Regions from separate parts of the Homo sapiens genome. Here region 1 is linked to region 2. A link is a loop called in an ENCODE intact Hi-C map of the cell type or tissue named here. Cell type or tissue: K562. All regions are shown on one strand. Region 1 overlaps SND1 (staphylococcal nuclease and tudor domain containing 1). Region 2 overlaps SND1 (staphylococcal nuclease and tudor domain containing 1).

What was found. Hi-C counts contacts between places; a loop is a spot of excess contacts. Peaks named below come from ENCODE experiments on the same cell type or tissue, not always from the same donor. Only the 100,000 strongest peaks of a DNase experiment are listed, where the experiment ranks them.
Region 1: a loop joins it to region 2, with 2.5 times the contacts of the local background. A loop is called at or near these places in 1 of 110 quality-filtered maps.

Annotation. Positions count from the first base shown.
Region 1 is chr7:127,843,774-127,846,273 of GRCh38, reverse strand. It overlaps SND1 (staphylococcal nuclease and tudor domain containing 1), which reads right to left. Exons shown (of 24, transcript NM_014390.4): 12 at 1,850-1,950. Among named protein-coding and RNA genes, the nearest start is that of SND1-IT1, 150 kb to the left of the region's middle. In K562, a CTCF peak has its summit at 1,450; a DNase peak (open chromatin) is centred at 1,373.
Region 2 is chr7:127,993,082-127,995,581 of GRCh38, reverse strand. All of the region lies in intron 16 of SND1 (staphylococcal nuclease and tudor domain containing 1), which reads right to left. Among named protein-coding and RNA genes, the nearest start is that of SND1-IT1, 3.2 kb to the left of the region's middle. In K562, no CTCF peak of the experiment used is centred here; DNase peaks (open chromatin) are centred at 242 and 1,391.

The DNA of each region.
Region 1 (2,500 bases), 150 kb after region 2:
TACTTTGGTAAATCACAAAAAAAAGAATATTTCATACAATCCAATTACAAGAACTGGGAAGCAGAAAATTCAAGTTCATTATCTCTGGCACAAACCTGGAGTATAGATATTGTAGGTTGTCAATTAAGACCAACCAACCTGTGTTGTTAAACAGCCAACAGAATTGACACCTTCTTACAAGGACTCAAGAATGTAATAGAAACCCAGACTAGAACAGACAGCTACCCCACATTTGCAGAGAGGAAGGCTGAAAGAGTAATCTCTGTCAAAGCCAAAATAAACACAGTGGAGATCTCAAGGTTTTAAGGCACAAAGCATGGCCACAACACTCTGCCCTGTAAAGTATTTTAAATTATCTGTCTCAAATTATCTTAAAAATAAAAAGATTGCTATAAAATACTCCCTGAATATCTCATTTTAAGCAGTGTAAACTTATTTTTTAAATATTCTTCAGTGGTAACTAAAGGAGATAATCCATTCTAATAGAATGTTAAATACTGGTGGAGGCCACCTGCCAAAAATAAAGACACGTGGTTTTGTACAACAGTGAAGTTGTTTTCACCAGTACTTAAAAGCAGCAGTATCTATGGAGATGGCTTTCTGTGGCAGTAAAAATATTTAGATAGAATACTAAGATTCCAGGTCTCTACAACAGGGAAGCATACAACTGACTCCTAAGAAGTGGTAACAAATTGGTAACAAATAACTATTGTAATTTATACAGATAGAATAATGACCAAAATATGTCCTAGTTTTTCCCAGTTCAAAAATATTACTTGATTTGTCAAGAACCTGCTTCTAACAAAACCTGTGATGGCGTGAAGGTAAACATCAAATGCCTATACTGAGCGCCTCCTGGCAAAGACGAAACCTCCAATTGTTGTGTGAACATTAACAACATTAATAAATATAGGATCGGTAGCAGTGGCTAAAAATAGTCATTTCCAAATGTGAAAGCACGAATGAGGTGAAAGAGGCTCCTGTTAGGAGACTTTCATGAAGCTAAGCAGCTACAAAATGCTTATTCCTTTCAGAGGCCTGCAATAGCTTGGAGGTACTTCTCCTAAGTGGCTTCACTGTACTTTCAGTAACACAATCCTTGTTTTGATGACAAACCTATTATTTTCTTCCCCATCAATATGCCCACTTAAAAGAAATGAAAAATAACAGTTTGGTAACAACTAGCATATAAGATTGTTAAATGGAAAAGGAGACAATTACCATACTGGTATATTTTATGCAAAGTAAGAATTGCTATTGGGGACTGGCTGACTGTTGTAATATTTATTGGGGAAGCAGGGCCCAGCAGGCTTCCTCCTTCCCCTATCAGATATCTCCCCTGAAAGACTCTTCCTCAGCCTGGCTGCCAACAGACCTTGGAATCTAACCAGGTTACAGCCAGTACAGCAGAATAGGATGACCTCATCGTCTACTGATTACATACAAGAAAATGTCCAATTAACCTCTCCTCTTCTTCCCTCTTTGTTACCTGCTATTCTATACCTAGACTTCCTAAACCAATATGCAGAGACCATTTTAGACAGTATCTAGGGCCTGCTTGATACTCAATAAATGGCATTATTAATAGTAATGATGTGTACTTCATAGTGCCAGGCACACAGAGCCCAATAAATCTTAAATAACTACAATAATGAAAGTATACGATTAGCTAATGAGTGATTATAAAGTACTTACAAATATAAAGTGCTACACAGGCACAAAATTATAAACCACTGAGTTAAGAGCAGGAGAAAGCAAAGCAGAGTGAAAGGAAGGAAAGATTCAAATGAGCAAAGAACTCTTAGCTACTTGAGATGACAGCTGAGTCCATGCCAGCCAGAACACTCACATTCCTCCAATGGTGACAGTGGCACAGGTACGCTCTGAAAAGGCAGGCACTGTCTCTGTGGCTGGGCTGGCTGGTCTAATGTAGTCCACCGTCACATTGACCTGGAAACAAAGAATCAAGGGAATTAGGGTTGAGAGTCTGCAACATAGCTCACTAGCAGCCACATGTGCCTGCTCAACTGTGAAAGATCAGCTCACTCCAGTTTGGTTTTCTGAATCTAAGATTTTTAAAACCAATTAAAAGAAATAGCTGAGCAACAGACTGGGAGAAAATGTTGGCAAAAGACATAACTAATAAAGAACATTTATCTAAAATATACAAAAAACTCTTAAAACTCAACAATAATAAAACAACCTGATTTTAAAATGCAAAAGATCCAAACAGCTTACTAAAGAATACATACAAGTGGCAAATAAGAACAGGAAAAGATGTTCTACATTACATGTGATTAGAAAATTGCCAACTTAAACAACAATGAGATACCACTGCTCGTTGTAGCATAGTCAAAATTCAGAACACTGACAACACCAAAGGCAGGCAAGGATGTGGAGCAATAGGAACTCTAATTCATTGATGGTAGGAATGCAAAATGATACAGCCACTTTGGAAGATAGTTTAGTCATTTCTTATAGAACTGAACATGTACTCTTA
Region 2 (2,500 bases):
ATGCCAAGGCAGAAAAGAATCACATATCCAGGACCACATAAAAACTGGAGTGTGAAAACCTAGGAGTTTACACTTTTAAGCCAGTTATTTACCCATTAGCTAATGCTATCTCTCACTACTTCTGGGGGATGCTAGTAATAGGCACAACTCCCCATCTGGGAAATCACACCAGATCTTCCTGTCCTTGACTGTGTGGCAGGGAACTGCCTTAAAGAGTCAGCTGTATGTGGGTCAGGGGTCACCAAGTACATGCTATCCAATGGGACATGGCACTCAGCTCATAGTCACAGCTACAGCCAACAGATACAATAATCTCATGCAGTCCAGCCTCAACGGCAGGGGACAGGAGAGCCAACTTAAATTTTCAGGGCTATTACAAGCCATTTAAACCCAATTCAGCATACCATATGCAGCAGTAGTCAGCAAACTTTTTGGTAAAGGAACAGATCGTAAATAGTTTAGGCTTTGCAAGCCATATAGCCTCTGTCGTAACTACACAACTCGGCTGTTATAGTATGAAAGCAGTTATAGACAATACATGAAAGAATTAGCATGGCCAGGCCAGGCGCGGTTGGCTCATGCCTGTAATCCCAGCACTTTGGGAGGCTGAGGTAGGCAGATCACAAGGTCAGGAGTTCGAGACCAGCCTGGCCAATATGGTGAAACCCCGTCTCTACTAAAAATACAAAAACAAAAAAAAAAATTAGCCGAGCATGGTGGTGCAGGCCTGTAATCCCAGCTACTTGGGAGGCTGAGGCAGGAGAATTGCTTGAACCCAGAAGGCAGAGGTTGCAGTGAGCTGAGATCGCGCCACTGCACTCCAGCCTGGGCGACAGAGCGAGACTCCGTTTCAAACAATCAAACAACAAGAAAAAACAGAGTTAGCATGGCTGTGTTTCAATGAAACTTTATTGTAAAAACTGGCAGTGGCACAGATTTGCCCACCTGTCCTAAATACCAGCGGAGTCAGGCTAGAAAGAAAGACTGAATTTACTGTTTTTTTTTTTTTTTTTTTTTTTTTTTTTTTTTTTTGAGTAAAAGTGATCGTCATTTGAGAGTTATTTGGCTGCTTTGGGCTTCAAGGCTGGAGAAGCAGGTAATGGCACAGTATCTCACTCACTGTTCTTCCTGCCCTGGGGTTGGCAGCACCACCAGAATGCCCAGACCACTGAGTTGGAATTGTCTTCCCAGATTTCCAACTCAGGTAAAAGAACAAAAGCCAACAGGAACCAATGGCTAAGGAGGAGCAACATGTAAAACAGTGGTGTAAAAGAAGAAATGCAACGTAAGAGGGCAGGAGAGAAGTCAAGATAATGGAGCCGAGTGGTGGCCAGAAATGTGAGTAGCTCTGTGCTGACTAGCGTCAGTGTAAAACAAATTTAAGGAAAGCAGCATTATGAGGTCTCAAGATAATGGGAGCCACCTGAAAACGGAGATAAAAGACTTGTCTAAAGCTTGAGGGCTCCACATGAAGATATGAGATGGAAAGACTATAATTCAGGCAGGAACTCCTGCACGGCCCACCAAAAGCCAGGACAATGCACTTACAAACATGGTGTCATTTTACCAGTGCCAGACACCCTGCATGCCAGCTTCCTGTTCTCTGCCTGGCAGAAGGCTGGCCTAGAGGCAGTCACCGTTACACAGCCCCTCTCCCCTCAGTATCTTCCTCAGGTTAGTTTATGGTTTCACATAGGGAAGTCCAACTTGATGACCAGGCCTCTGTCGGATCACACAGGGGCCCAGGAAGTACTCTGAAATCGTACAATCTGTGGGCTTCATCTTTCCTAGGATAATGCAGATTTATGGTAACCGAGGAAGGCATGCAGGGGATAGAGAAATTCTGGCCAAAGAAAAGACATGAAAAAAATTTAAAACTTTAAAGGGAAGGGATGGGGCAGGGCCAAGGACAATCACGTCTTCAAAATACCTGGTTATCTGAGCTAAAACTCATGATCAAGGGAACAGGTAAAAGGCACAAAAAACCAGTTCAACTGCGGCCATCCCAGCGGTGGCTCAGCTCCAGGAGAGTTCCTGCACTGTCGTGCACTGTGGGCAAGATAGAGGCTGCCTGGAAGGTAAGAGCTGCATGAGGTGGGAGGTCGTGGGCCCACATTCAGGCATCCATGCATTGCTCAGGACTTCTGCTGAGGGCGGGAAGGACCTCTGCATCCAGGAGTACCAATGTACTGGGACTTTCCTCTTCTGCTAGATCTTTGTGGGGTTGGGGGAGTAGGACAAAGAGAAGCATTCCCCAAGACAACTTATGAAATAAAAATGGAGGTACTACATAGGTAAAAGTAAATGAATAAGCCTGTAACAAAACACAAACCTCTCCATTCCTACACTGTTCAGAAAACAGTTTTCATATATAATATAAAGGAAATGTTCAGGACAGTAGGGTATTACTGGATCTTTTAGTCAGATTTTTGAATTATTCATAGTTTAGGACATACTCACATTTTCTCAGTGTAAAGAACTTTCAAAACAGCCAACCCAA